Regions from separate parts of the Mus musculus genome. Here all the other regions are linked to region 2. Evidence: chromatin loops called from intact Hi-C (ENCODE). Cell type or tissue: left cerebral cortex. All regions are shown on one strand. Region 1 has its middle 18 kb from the start of Gm44040. Region 2 holds the start of Bhlhe40 (basic helix-loop-helix family, member e40). Region 3 overlaps 0610040F04Rik (RIKEN cDNA 0610040F04 gene).

The links. Peaks named below come from ENCODE experiments on the same cell type or tissue, not always from the same donor. Only the 100,000 strongest peaks of a DNase experiment are listed, where the experiment ranks them.
Region 1: a loop joins it to region 2, with 6 times the contacts of the local background. A loop is called at or near these places in 11 of 42 quality-filtered maps.
Region 3: a loop joins it to region 2, with 7 times the contacts of the local background. A loop is called at or near these places in 3 of 42 quality-filtered maps.

What each region holds. Positions count from the first base shown.
Region 1 is chr6:108,551,716-108,556,715 of GRCm38, reverse strand. No RefSeq gene overlaps it. Among named protein-coding and RNA genes, the nearest start is that of Gm44040, 18 kb to the right of the region's middle. In left cerebral cortex, a CTCF peak has its summit at 2,147; DNase peaks (open chromatin) are centred at 1,554 and 2,114; H3K27ac peaks cover 1,801 bases.
Region 2 is chr6:108,659,774-108,664,773 of GRCm38, reverse strand. Bhlhe40 (basic helix-loop-helix family, member e40) reads right to left here and starts at 4,145. Exons shown (of 5, transcript NM_011498.4): 1 at 3,782-4,145; 2 at 3,544-3,613; 3 at 3,162-3,269; 4 at 2,130-2,253; 5 at 1-295. The coding sequence starts at 3,861. It overlaps 0610040F04Rik (RIKEN cDNA 0610040F04 gene), which reads left to right and starts at 3,840. Exons shown (of 7, transcript NR_104577.1): 1 at 3,840-3,957. In left cerebral cortex, CTCF peaks have their summits at 1,623 and 3,082; DNase peaks (open chromatin) are centred at 2,131, 3,117, 4,257, 4,712 and 1 more place; H3K4me3 peaks cover 5,000 bases; H3K27ac peaks cover 4,448 bases.
Region 3 is chr6:108,590,553-108,595,552 of GRCm38, reverse strand. All of the region lies in intron 3 of 0610040F04Rik (RIKEN cDNA 0610040F04 gene), which reads left to right. Among named protein-coding and RNA genes, the nearest start is that of Gm44040, 57 kb to the right of the region's middle. In left cerebral cortex, no CTCF peak of the experiment used is centred here; DNase peaks (open chromatin) are centred at 1,132, 2,174, 2,727, 3,110 and 1 more place; H3K27ac peaks cover 2,815 bases.

The sequences.
Region 1 (5,000 bases), 110 kb after region 2:
TTTAAATAGTAGGAGAAAGGCACAGAATAAAAAGCCAGTTCCATTTCACCACCTGGTCTGTTTGTTCTTATTAGATTTCTGGGATTAGCAGAAACTCTGAAACATGTTTGGTTTTATCCAGCTGGGGGTTAAATTTGACTCAGTCATTTACATATAGTTCATAAATAAATGAGACAATTCTTTATACTACCCCAAATGGCCAAAATTTTCTTATGCTACCAAAGGTGTGCTCTGTCTAAGAACTGACTCAATGAGCAAGTGGAGTGTTCCCTTTAAGGGTTCCTGGATGAGGAGTGGTATGGCAGGGAGCATTGGAGGTACAGCTGGGTCTGAATTCTCACATTCCTGGATGCTAAGCTAAGTCACAACACGGTTTTGTCTCTTCTCAAGAAAGAAGAGCAGGGCTTTGCTTGTGTAGAGGGATCAGCTTAGTTTATGGTTTTGAGCTCTGAGGTGAGAGGCATTCTGAGTAGTGAGTGGTTATCTGGTAGCAGCTGCTGGATTGTTAGTTTAGTAGGATGCTTCTCTTTTGGGGTGACTGGCATATTCTTTCTTTCAGGAAGTCTTCCTCCTTGAACTTGACTGCAGAACTCTAAAGTAGATGAAGGGAAGACTTCCCCACATGCATGGGGCTTCTTCACTCGGGAGGAACTGTGCTCCATCCTGATGATAAGGAAACAAACTAGTATCACCCTTAGTTCTTAAAAAACCCTTTCAATTTCGAGTTGGGGACATAGTTTGGGTTGGCGGAGCCATTGCCTTCTAAGCATGGGAATCTGACTGAGTTTAACCCCAGCTGCTTCTATTAAAAAAAAAAAAAAGAAAGAAAGAAAGAAAAGAAAAAGCCAGGTGTGTACTCTCAGCACTGGACAGCCAGAGACAGGAAGCTCCCTAGAGCTTACAGGATAAGTAGCCTAGCCTACTTGTAGACCAGAGAGAGAGACCGTATGTAAAAAATTAAAATATCGGATGACATCCAAGGACAGAGGATATCCTCTGTTCTCCACATACACACATGAGCATGTGCACCTGTGTGGTGTGTATTCACACACACACAACAGCTACAACAACAAAAATCCCCAGATGGGTAGGTAAGGGAGGTGGAAGGTCAGGATCTGAGCTGGGGTGTGCCTAGCTCACTGTCTATGGTTGATGAAGGCGGGTGGTTGCCTTTGACTATCAGGCTCAGAGTTCCGCTCAGTTAAATCCAGGTCATCTTTTCCACGTGGATGTCTTCTTTGAAGAAGCTGAAAGGTGGGGGTTTTCTTTGTTTTGCTGTTGTCGAACAAGATGGTGGGCAAATATAAATGGCTGAGAACTCGTTATTTGAGTGGCCAGGAAGGAAGGGAGGGAACTCTCATTCTGTTGTCACAGGTTTCCTGTTCGTTGTTCTCTTCCCCTAGTATGGTGCCATTTTTCACACTGCCCTGTGTCACTGACACTGAAGGAAGGAGCACCATAGCCACATCACGGGTGGAGTAAGAGGGAGATGGGACAGGAAACAGAATAGGAATCGGATTTAGGGTCTAGAGTGGGAAGGTTCACTGAGGGAGTGTAAGCAAATTTCTTAGGCTCCTTGAAACTGTTAAGGGAAGTTCTGGGTCTCCACAGTTACATGCAATATGGCACAGACTTTACATTTAAATGTTAAGTGAAAGACAGTGAAACTGTGGATGAGTCAGATGCAAGAGGAACTGTTTCATTAGCAGGGTTGGGAGGTTCATAAGCTAAGGAAATCCATGATCCCAGACGTTAAATAGCTTCAGATATTTAAAAAAAAAACACCTCAGATTTTAAATTCACCAGTGATCACAAATATAAGAGCGATTATCCGGAAGTTGGGAACTGTGTGACTAAGTTTTTTTTTTTTTTTTAATGAATTATTCAGTTCAAACTGATAGTTACAACATAGTTAAAATAAAAATGACTGGATGTGACCCAAACATGTCATGTGAAGACATAAAGATTTAAGATCCACAGCAACAACAGCAGAGCGATTTAGTAGGAACAGAAAGTAGCTTGGTTGTGCAATAGTTAGCTGAGATTGTGGGTAGGTGTGAGAAGAAAATGTCAGGCACAAGGAATGGGCAATATGGATGGAGCATACCAAGCAGGCCCCTGGTGTCCGCATAGCATCTCTGCGCTCATTACCACCTGTGGGAGGAAGTGGAAAGAGCGCTCTACTCTTAGAATGGGGAGAATTAAAAATTGAAATGACTAACTCTCTCAGAGTCAAAACATGTAGGTGGTTGAGCTAGCACAAAGATTCTCATTGTCAAGGGCCCTGTCTTTTTATTCTACCCTGTGGCCTGTGGAGGCCAGACAATCCTTTAGCCTCTGAACCAATGGTTCTCAACCTGTGGGTTATGACCTCTTTGGGGGGTTGAACAACCTTTTCTCAGGGGTCACCTGAGACCTTATGATTCACAACAGCAACAAAATTACAGTTATGAAGTAGCAATGAAAGTAAATTTATGGTTGGGGTCACCACACCATGGGGAATGGTATTAATGGGTGGAAGCACCAGGAAGGTTGAGAACCACTACCAGCCTTGTGTGTCCCAGGTATCTTACCCAGTGACAACACCAAATCTTCCAGACAGCTTCCACAGAAGGCTTCTGGAGAGACTTCTGAGATCCTGTAAGTGACATATATGTTAAAAAGGCATGAAGTGCCTTCAAGCTATTCAGCAGTGAGGACCTTACATTCCTGGATTGTGCACTTGTGTGTACTGTATTGTATTGTTCCATTGAAATGGGCCCGGCCTCTCTCTCTCTCTCTCTCTCTCTCTCTCTCTCTCTCTCTCTCTCTCTCTCTCTCTCTCTCTCTCTCTCTCTCTCTCTCTCTCTCTCTCTGAGGTGATCACAAAAGTGCTGGCGAATTCTTTCCACCAGTGGTTCCTGCACACAACACGCACTCATGTTGTGGGACTCTTTTTGTTGTTGTTCAGAATTCACCTTAGGGGTTTTCTCAAACTCTGCCTTCTTGCTCTCTGGTGGTTTTTAGCTTTCTTTTTTCTTTCCAGGCTGGGTAGATGATGCAGTTTCACTTCTAGGTGTTAGGATTCTCTTCCACACTGGCTTGTCACGACCTTAAAAGGATTTTAGGTTGCCTGCTTGCTATTTTTTCCTCAAGTCATACCTCCAGTAATGTAGAGACTCGTAAAAGAATTCAGAAGTCCAGCATTAAGGCAGTCCATCCTATAGTGTGAGCTGTGACATATACAATCCACTGTTGTTTTCTAAATTGTCCATGTTGGTAGGTTTGGTGTGTTGAGCTGGTTGTTTCTGAATTGGTGTTGGGATGCTATACTTGACTTCTATTGCTAAGGGTGGAAAGGTATTTGTTATGATCCTAATTGTCTTAATTATAATTGCCGTCATAGCTCTCTCCTGTCAGGTAATTGAGGTCTGATAGTCATTCTTAGCTAAAGCCACCCACAAAAACCACACACAGTGCGTTTTACTCAAAACAGTACTTTAACCACCACTTTGTGATGCAAAATCAGTGGAATTTTGGGTACTTTCTGTAAAATCGAAATCTTTATGGGGGTTTTCCAACATCCCAGTTGATTGTTAACAAGTGATCAGTGAACTAGAGTTAAGTGGATTTGGCTAAACACTTGACTTCTGGGACAGCAATGAGTACAGTCATTGGAAGGGAGCTCCCTTGATTGAGTTGAGATTGGCTCACCTTTTGAAAGATGTGGCTAAGTAAAAGGTATTGTACAAGATCTCTCGGTGTGGAAGGCAGATCTGTTAGGAGTGTACCTGTTGCTTATCTCTGCCACAGGGTTTTCAGTCTTGATACAGTATTCACACTTAGTGCTTTCTAGCTTATAGAGTCTCTTATGAAAGAGGTTTGAAAAAGAATGACTGATCGGTGGGTAGAATTTCCTATGCAGGGACAGAGTGAGAAGGAGATGACTACTAAAGTAGGCTAGCCCTGTGCTGAAAGGCAGGCAGCACCTGACTTGGGAAGAGCTAGCTCTGTCTTGCAGAAGTCAGGAGGTGTCTGTTTATGTTGGAGCCAGCACTCAGGAAGTTACTCTCCCTGTTGAAGGCTCCAGGGCTCATCTTTTAAGGCTCATTACTGTTCTTTGGTTTGGTGGACTGAGCATGTAGTCCTTTAAGGAGGACAAAAAAACCAACCCTCCAACCCACCAACCAAAAACCAACCCACCAACAAACCAAACCCACCAACCTACCAAAAACCAACCCACCAAAAACCAACCCACCAACAAATCCCATCCACCAATCCACCAACAAACCAAACCCCCAAACAAAACTTGATCTGCTATGGTGGCAAACATTTAAGCAACTAAAGCCACAAAGGCTTTCTTCTTGCACATGGACACTGCATTGTCATACCTAATGCTTAGCCTGGAAATGCTACTTCCTCATGGGGGATGGTGGAGGGTAATTTTGAAGGTGACCTGGATCTCAACCCTTGAAACAGAGGTGTAGGAAAAGGTGGTGTGTGGAGGAGGCAGTGGAATCAAGGCCCTCTCAGAGGCCCTGAGAGAGTTACCTGCAGATTCTGTTTTAGCTACACTGTACCAGCTTTGGTGTTGACGCCCACATTCCCAAGGTAGGACCTGCAGCGAGTAAGGCGGAGTGACATTCCAGTTTCAATTATTTTCTGCTGAAGCTGGCAAACTGAATGAAGATTTATATCTTTGGTGACAGGATTCAAATGAGACACGACAAACCTGTAAAAGCTGCCACCTAAACATGTCAATGCAGAAGTTTCCAGTGAACCAGCTAGGACGTGGGGAGACACAACGTACACTGCCAGCCATGCCGTGCTGGAGAGCTTGAGAGATCAAAGACGAAGCCCAGGGCAAAGAGCAGGTCCTTGCTGGCCGCACAGTATTATGGGATTGAGTACAGGAGCCATGTTGGTTTTAGACAAAAAGCCACGTGTCTCTCGTAGGCTTACCTTATGGTGGAAAATTTTAAACTGACTGGAAAATTGACTTACGTTACCCAATTTATGTA
Region 2 (5,000 bases):
GTCCGCTGGATGACTGGCACACAGTTTTTCCCAGGGCCTTCTGATCCCTTGGCTAGGAAGCTGGGCTTCTCTTTCAAGTCCACGGCTTTGGGAGCCGAGTCCAATGGTTTCCTGGAAGCACCACCCTGCAGCAGCTCCGAGACCACACGATGGAGATGAGTGACGAGCTGGGAAGATTTCAGGTCCCGAGTGTTCTCATGCTTCGCCAGGTACTGAAGTACCTCACGGGCACAAGTCTGGAAACCTGAGCAGAACATTTCTTGCCCTGCCTCGAGATTTCTTCCCGACAAATCACCTGAAGAAAAAGACCCAGAAAGGAGGATTTTAGAAGGTTGGGTGGTAGGTAAGTCTGAGGCTCTCTTCTTGTCTCTTTTGAAATTGTCGGGCAATTTGCATTTCAGACTCCAAAAGTCTATGCCTAGAGAATTATGCTGAGAAGTATAAAGAATAAAATAAACAAATTCCGACCACTTAGTTACAGGGTTTTTTTTTCCTTATTAATACTTGGGTTTTAATACTAATTACAACAGAGTATCGCTAAGGTTACATATACTCCACTTTCCGAACTAGGATTCATAATGTCTGTAGAGTGTCCCAGAGAAATAAACCAACTTACTTCTACTCTTGATAAACTTCATGTAGTAGCTACCGATTTTTCTTGTGTCACAAAAATGAACATGCTACTGTGTTTAAAAGTTCAACAGTCACATCTTTTTTTTTTTTTTTAAATAAAGCAGTCTCATTCTAGTCTAGAGTGACACTGAGTTACTCAGCAACCCAAGCTGGCCTTGAACGCATATGAGCCTATCTTAACTTTCAGACTGCTGGGCCTACAGGTCTGCACTACCACACCCATCCTCAATAAGTTAGTATAGCAACAGTTTCATGGAAGCAGAAGTCCAGAGACTCATAAAAAGAAACTATATAAAACAAATACCGCCTAAACAAAACATTGTCTCCCTTGCCCCCCACCCCTTTTTTTGTACGAGATAGGATCTAGGATCTCCCTATTTAGTCTTAAAAGGCTTGGAATTCCCTATGCAAAACTGGCTGGCTATGAATTTAAGGGGCTCCATCTGCCTCTCAAGGACAGGACTACAGGCATGCACCACCATGCCCAAGAAACTGTTACAGCTCCCACTGTAATCCCCCCGCCTGGGAGGGTGAGGCTGGCAGGTTACTTCTGAGCTTTAGGAAAACCAAAACCAGAACAACCAAAACCACCACAAAACTAAAACCAACAACTCCAACAACTGCTGCACACACAGAAACCTAACCTATTCATCAAATAGTTGCATTTCCTCCGTGCAGTTTAACTAGGCTCTTTATTTGTAAGTCTTCTCCATATACTGTAGCTCACACACACACACACACACACACACCCCGAGATCAGTCCTGATCAACTTTCTATTTTTAGAAAGAAAACTGGCAGACATACTGGCTTGGTTTGGTTTCTGTGATTCTCATTCTAGCCTTGGACAGGACTGAAGAACGCCTATTGGGGTACATATTAGGATTCCCCCTGGTCTGTACCCCGATTCTCTGAAACTCAGGATAAATGAATGATGAAAGCAGTGGTTTCGTTGGATTGTGCAATTTGCCAAGATACCTGGTGGCTATTCAGGGAACCACAATGGAAGGCAGGCAAGAGGAAAAAAAAAAAAAAGAAAAAAGAAAACCTGCTGTCATCCTGCCAAGACTGCACCCCACATCCAAAGAGAAGGAAGCAAAGAAACAGGAAAACACTGGGGGCAGACCCGTGTTCTGTTCGCCCATGAATGAGGGCTCATCAGACCAACTGTAAAAACACCCACAATGCAAATTATAGGTGCCTTGGCATTTTAAAGGGGGATGGGGAAGTCTCCCATAACCTAGACACTCTCAAAATGTCACCGAAACATTTCATCACTGGGCTAACATGGACTCATTTCAGGTGGCGCACAGCAGCATTCCGTATGGCAAAATATGACCTTTTAGGAAAGAATCAGAAGAGCATCTCCCCCCCCCCCACCCCTGCCCAGTGACTGTGAAAAATGAATGGTAACAGAAGAGTCAGAAGCCAGAGCGAGCTCCCAGGGGCTAGATTGGCACTGAGCTCTCAGGAGACACTAATCAGGCCGGGGACTCACCAGCTTGTAAACCGCTCTGCAGGGCAATGATTTTCTGCTGCTGCTGATCAATTAGATTTGTCAATGCTTTCACGTGCTTCAACGTAAGCTCCAGAACCACTGCTTTTTCCAAGTGACCCAAAGTCTGAAGAAGAAGAAAAAAACGGAGAGTCTGTCACCCGTGAGGTCAGTGGAGTCCCTTCTGACACTATCTGTTAGGAGAATTGGGTGTCAACAACAACAAAGATAGGAAGAGTCTTTCCTGCTCCACTAAATTTAAAGTTTGCAGATGTTTTAACATATACACATAGATGATCAAAAGCTTAAAAAAAAAAAAAAGCCAGACACGTGTTGTCTATCTTTGGAGGCATTTTGGTAGTTGTTACAGTCTAGGGAGTGAGCTGACAGATATATTTCTCCAGCAGCTGCCCTGACCTTAACTTAGGGGACTCCGGGGATAACATTTATCTGCTGTGGTGTCAACCCAGGGAGGGATGTCTACTGTGTCTGGCAACCAAGTGGCTTTCCCAATGTGTTGCGTTTCTTTCTTTCTTTCTTTCCCCCCTGACACTTGTTCAGAACTTCCAGTCATGCTGGCTTTTTGTCTTCCTTTCCAAATACTTTTCCCGAAGGAAAAGCTAAAAAGCTTTTGGCTACCAGTAAAGATTATGACGAAAAAAAAAAAAGGCACACATTAAATAAAGTAGGTCCTATTGTAAATGAAAAGCGGACAAGGCTTAAGTTTTTAATTTCGTGGTTTGCTTCTTTAAGTCAGGGAGACTACAAGGTGGTGAGAGAGAGAAAAAAAAACTACCAAAAGGAAGCTGTGTTAGTGTTGAAGCCAACTTAAAGAGGCCCCAGATGGTTCTGGTTCTGCCTCTGCTTAGGAAGTTCTGGGTCTGGGGATGGGTTCCCTCCAAACCAGAAGCTTTGATCCGCCCGTCTAGCATGCAGTTCCCCGTGACGCCTGCAGGCGGCGAGAGACACCCCCACCCCACCATCCGCCCTCTGGGCAGAAGAACTGGGTTGGAGCGCAGCCAGCTTCTCACTTACAGTAAGTTTGAGATGTTCGGGTAGGAGATCCTTCAGCTGGGCAATGCACTCGTTAATCCGGTCACGTCTCTTTTTCTCAATCAGCCGGTGCGGCAGTTTGTAAGTTTCCTGCATGGAATACATGGAAGCAATGGGTGCCCGGGGAAGGGAACGAAGCTTCCTCCCTTCCTTCCCAACCGGTAGCAGGGGGGAAAAATTCTGCGAGGGCGCAGAGACGCACCCAGATTCACCTTCTCTGCCCCTTCTTTCCCAAGTCACTCATTTGTGGCAATGAGCTCATCTCATCTTGAACCCCCCAGCCAACCTTGAAACAAGCAAACTTTTCTTGGAAACTCAGCGCACACGAGGGGCTAAGGAATGAGGTTCCCAGGGATGCACCTACCTTGCTGTCTTCGCTCCGTTTTATTCCCCGCCTGGACTTGTACACTTGGTACATGTGGGCAAAATCCATCCTGCAGGGAGAGAGGTCAGAAAAAGCCGTGACTCCCGAGTGCGTACTAGCTGCAGGAGCCCTAGACGTGAAAGAAGCCCCCTATACTCTCAGAGATGCCCCAAGTTGAGAGTGTCGCGGAACACAAGGTTAGGAGTGGAGACTTGAAGGGATCACAGCACACACTTACCCTGACAGGTCTCCGTGCTCCAGCCCTGGAGCTTTGGGCAGGCAGGTAGGAGGTGGTTGCGCGCTGGGGATCCGTTCCATGATGCGGCGAGCAGGGGCCACTGTGCGCTCCTGTCTGCACTTAGTAGAGTCTGAGAAAGGGCTGCCCTGGAAGGGAGGATCCGAGGGTCTCAAGAGGTATGTTCCTATGAGCTAGCCTGAGCTTCCTTGCAATGCGCTGGGATGCCAGGAGCAGCGGCTTTGAGGTGTCGCTTCAGTTGGGGGCGTGCATGGCCGGGTGTCCCCACGGCTTCTGGCTCCCGCTCTGCACACAGACTGGCGGTGTGTGCTCGCTGCGCTGTCTGCGCCGTGCGAGCCAAGTGAATGAGAAGTGGGGCGGGCGGAGAGGCGGGAGGGAAGGGGGGGTTGCTCAGGGCGGAGCGGGCGGGGCGGGGGGGGGGGAGTTGCTGGAGGGGACGAGCCGAGGAGTAAGGAGAGGCTGCGGGCTGGGTTAAATGGGAGCGAGTGGGTGGGTAGAAGCTACGTGTTCTACCCTGTGACTCCAAGCACGTCTGGCCGCTGCCGGGGAGGGAAGGAGCGACCTGCCCGCCCTCCCCCGGCTTCATCACATGAGCCTCACGTGTTGGACAACGCTCTGGCGGCTGCGAAGTGCCCCCCCCCCCTCCAAACCTCGGGCCCCCAGGTGTCTGCGGCTGCGGCCTCCTTTCCCCGAAAGAGGGGGTGGCAGCGCAGCCAGAGTCCTGCCCAGCTGGGTGGGGGGCACGGAAGCTGGAAGGAACCGGGGAGCTGGAGGGGGGGGGGGAAGAGTTGGTAACGTGGGCGAACCTGCCCCAGGGAAATGAAGTAAGTTCCCGTCTCCTGGGAGGGAACGGGGGAGGACGGATTCCGCCCGCGTCTGACTCAAGCCGGGAGAGGAATATCCCCTTGGTCGCTCCAGCCCAGCCTTCTTCCTCCTCCCCCGCCTGGCCCGCTCCTAGGAACCGGTGCGCAGCTGAGGGAGTCGTCGGCCCCCCTTAGCCTTCTCCAGAGGCTGGGGTTTCTTTCCGTCCTGGCTTCCCAGCCCCCCCCCCCCCCCCCCCCCCAGCGCTCAGCCTCAGTGTCCAGGAATTGCCCGCCTTGGGGAGGGACCGAGGGCGGGGCGGATGTCACCCCATGGGAAGCGGGCTGGTGGCCAGGAGCTAGGGCAGCCGAGGCCGCCGCCGAGCACGCCGCGCGCACCT
Region 3 (5,000 bases), 69 kb after region 2:
GAGAGCTTTGTCATCTGTTTTGTTAGGAGATGTATACCTGAATTTTGTCTGGCAAATTGTACATATACAACATCACTAATATAAAATGTACACAATTACCCTCCAATACACACACACACACACACACACACACACACACACACACACCAGGCAAATGGTAAAATGCTCGCTTCCATGTACCAGGCCCCGAGGGGGAGTGTGGGGGAGGGTTACACAATAAGTCTGTTTATTCAGACTCTCCTACCTTTCTGTGAGTTTCTTATGTCTCTTTCAGAGATAGGATTTCATTATTTTGCAAATGACTCAGATGATTCTTTTCAACAATGGATCTTTATTGGCATGTATTGATTATTCAGAATAATGGGTTTCATAGTGATATTTTACATATGCATATCGTTGTGTGGCTTTGTTTAGTTGATATTTACTGGTTTTGAGACAGGATTTCATGTTCTCCAGACTGACTTCAGACTTGCTTTGTAACCAACGATGATCTTAAACTTCTGACTCACCTGTCTCTCCCTCCCAAGTGCTGAGATCACAAATATGGATCACTAGAGCTATATATTGTATTTGGGATTAAATCCATGACTTCATACATTCAGGACAAGCATCCTACCAAGTGATCTACATCCCTAGCCTTCAGATGATTCTTATTCTTATTTATTTATTTTTTATTTATTTATTTGCAGAGTGCCCTGGCTGACCTGGCACTATGTATGCCAGGCAAGCCTTGAACTTACAGAGATCTGCCCTCCTCTGCATCTAAATTCTAGGATTAGAGACATGTGCTACCATGCCCAGCCAAATGATTAGAGCCCTTCACTTGCTTTTCAGAAGTTGCATGAAATGCCTCAGCCAGATTGTATCCCTGACACCTTATATTTAGCCATTGTCTACAAGGGAGCTTGCAGTCATTAGAAGGAGGAGCCACTTTTAGCCTAAGCCCTGTGATTCTGGCATGCATTGCATGCCCCTCCCTAGCATAGAAAGCAAGAAAATTCTGGAAAGAACAGAGTTTTATCACTGAGGTACAACAACCCGAATCAAAACAAAGAAAAAGATATGGAGGTAAGCATTGAGTGGGAATGGAGAGAAAGGTGTTCTTGGCAGGGAGAAGAATATAAATATGGCACTCCCAAGTTTAGATCCAGCACGCTGCTCTCCGACACACAGCATCCCCAAAGTAGAGCAACCAAAGAGCCTGGGGAGAAACAGAGGAAACAAACGCACTGGCTGTGATTAAGAACAGCTAAAGCTGAAGCTCCAAGTTAGAGCAGCTGGCTAGCAGGAGGAGGATGGGGCACCACCACGCACCCCAACTCAGAACACAAAATATATAGGAAAAATAATATCTGAAAGTTAGATACTAACCTTGGTGTGTTATACTTAGTGGGGAGGAATGGACATTGCTATTTAAAGAATGAGTCAGAAAGGCTACATGTGGAAGGAGAGAGAGAGAGAGAGCGAGACAGAGAGAGAGAGAGAGAATTTTAAGACATTCTTAAACCTGGACTGGACTGAATTAGGTGGCGGGACACATAGGTCAGTGGTAAAGTGCCTGCCTAGCATATGCAAGGTCTGCGTTCCATCCCCCAAGGACAAGCAACTGGAAACATCTCACAGCTCAAAAGGCGGCTTCCATCAGACTGAAAGGAGACTCACCCAGCTTCTCCCAGGTTTCTAGCATGGGTAGCTCATCACTTATTGACTACAATAGGGAGCAAGGGTGAGAAGACTTGAAGAGGCTGAAAGAACCCAGGAGGCTGGGAGAAAGAGTCATTGGCTGTTTTGTACTGAGAAGCAGCACGGTTGAAAAGGAAGTGCTGCTTCCCGGTGAGAAAAAGGGGCCAGGTGGTAGCAGACAAGGGCAAGACGACAAGTTTCTCCTACCCCTCCTCTTCCTCCTCTTCTTCCTCCTCCTCTTCCTCTTCCTCCTCCTCTTCCTCCCCTCCCTCCCCTCCTCTTCTCTGAGACAAGGTCTCACCCTGTAGCCTTGACTGGCCTGGAACTCACAAAGATCCATCAGTCCCAAATGCCGGGAGATTAAGGCCATTGTTCCCCACCCACACCCACACCTACACCTGCCTCTTAAGCCCGGTTCCTTTGGCCCTTTTTTGCCTTGCCTACACAGCTTTCTGCTGCCCACAGAGTCTCCTGTTCTCTCTTTAAGCAAGCTGTTCATCAATACCCTTCCAGCATCGTCCACTTGTTTGAGTGGCAGGGCTGGGACCTGGAGAAACGTGTTCAGAGCTACTGTGCTTGAAGAATCTTCTCGAATGGTTATAAACAGTCTCATGTTCAAAACTTGCTCTAATATATTTTCTTTTCATTTTTAAAAATTTGCTCCACATAACGGTCACACCTCTTGAGCAGCCCACAGTACCATGAATATGTTTGTATCTAGGTAAATCCACAGCTGCTGTTCTCTACAGGTTTTTTTTTTTTTTTTTTTTTTAAGAGTTTTGATTGGAACATATAGAATTTAAGCACATTTGCTATTTGAAAGTACCTTTGTTTTGTGCCTTGAGCAACTAGCCAGAGTCATTTTAAAATCATGGTGGTGACTAAGAAAGTAAGATCTATGCAGAAAAATCTGAAGAATTTTATCCATTCTTAGTTCTTGTTAACAGGCTCATTGTGCGCCGTGTGGATGGCTTGGGTCTAGGACAGATTTCTCTCTGAACTTGACAGCATGGGTATATGAGTGCAATTTGGCCTTTCGTTTTCCCTGGCAGCCGGTGCCCGTCCATTTATATGGTATGTTCACAGGAGAGCTGACAAGTGTTGAGAGGTTTTATTTGATATGCAATTTTTTTTCCTTTTAAGATGAAAAAAAAAATCCGTAAAAATAGGTACTTGTTAGCTAGTTTTCCTAGTTAGTCTTGTGATCATAACCAAATGTTTCATTAAAGAGTTTCACCCAAGCAGGTTAACGTGCTGAATGGTTGTGCCGTGTTTAATATTCATGGTGAAGGTGTACACAGGGGGAGTTTTTAATGATGCAAATGCAAAGCCACATTATTTTTCCTGTATGACTTGCAAAAGCCATTCCTTCTAAAACAGGGCTATTTATGCTAATTTGCAATAGTTACTGAATTGCAGGCGGCTCTGTGAATTTACTTTTCTTGGCAGTTCTAGAATATCCTGCCATAACACATACTGAAAAATTGTTTGACGGGTTATGAAAATCTGGATGCACTGCAGGTCGGTCTTGTGCAAACCATGAAATGGTGACTCCGGTAGGAACACAAAGCCTGTTATCTGATCAGGGAAAGGAAGCGGTAAAACGGGGAATCCAGGCTTCTGAATGGAAGACAGGCTCTGTGTGGCTACAGAGGCTCATTAGGAAGGTTGGGTACTTGCTATGTAACCTGGTTTGTGGTACCCAGCCCTTACTTGGTATTATTGATCTTTTTGAAGATGCTGAGCTGCACTGTCCATGAGACTCACCTGGGAGGCTAGTAACACACACCTTTCTCTAGAAGGCATTCATTATTGTTTTGAGACAAGGGCTCATGTAGCTTTAACTGGCTTCAGACTCACTATGTATCCCCCCTCCCCGCCCCCATGAACTTGAACTCCACAGTTCCCTGCCTCTACCTCCAATGGGCTGGGATACAGGTATTTGGAATCATAGCCAGCTTGGTGGCTTAACTGACTTTTTTTTTTTTTTCTGTTTGGAAGAATAGGATAAAAAATACTTTATTGTCTTTATCATATATTACACAAAGAAAATCTTTAGTTGCATCATAAAATTAAATGCTTTTAAAAAATAAAATAAGGAAACTGGTCTAAACCAGCAGACTTCTGGGGCCTGCCTGACTCAACTGTTTGTTAAAGCAAGTAAAAGTTTACTCCAAATATCTCTAAACAAGACTATTTTATTTGGAATTGTGATAAATCAGGACAGGTATCTTGGAGGGAAGGACCTTGGTTTATAACTTCAACTACAAAATATTTAATCTTCCGTCTAATTTAAATTATTCAAAGAGTTTCAAAACAGTTGTGACATTTAGAACATTAATAAAATATAAAAATTTAAGAGAAATAAACAATTAGGCCATGAGCAAGATAGGTAACCCTTTATAAATAAACTTGTCAATATCGTAAGATACATGAAATATCACATAGCAATGTCTCAACATGAGTTTTTAAAGCGAGGGAAGTGGTTGTCAGAATTACAGGTGCAGAATACGTTTTCAGAATTTTGCTATTATTTTTTAAACTGATCCTCTAGAGTTGTTTTTCTCAAATGATAATTAATTATTGGGTCTGTCACTATTGAGCTAATGATGTGTGATTGCTTTGTTAATGATTGATGACCTCAGTGAATAATATGATTCCACACTGTTAGCTGTGTCTAACTTACTCCTTAGAGACAGTTCCTAACCTGGGTGGGCAAGTGGGATTCTATGCAAAGACATTGGGGAAAAAACAGAGGTCGTTCATTTGTTTATCAAGTAGATATTGAGAATGTGTATGCAAAGCACTTATACTTTCTTGGGGCATAGGGAATACTGTAGTGAATGAGAGAAAGGGTTCCTATCTTTGACGAAGAGCAAGAAGACAAACATGAAGGTGACTGAATGATAAACTACTTAACTATGTGAAGTGCTTTGAAAGATACCTACAGCCTGGGTTGGACATAAATGATGATGTATAGTTTTAAAGAGATTTGTGTGTGTTTTTTTTTTTTCTTAGAGATAGGGTTTCTCTGTGTAGTCCTGGCTGTCCTGGAACTCACTCTGTAGACTAGGCTGGCCTTAAACTCACAGAGCTCTGCCTCTGCCTACCAAGTACTGGGATTAAAGATGTTCCCCACCATGCTTGGCTAAAAGGATTTCTCTTTTGAGACAGGATCTTAGGTACTGCTGACTAGTCTCAAACTTGATTGTAGCTCAAGATGAACTTGAGCTTTTAATCTCCCACTCTCAGCTTCTACTCCAGTGCTGGGATTGTCACTGTTTATCATTTATCTTAGATTTATTGAGATTGTTTTT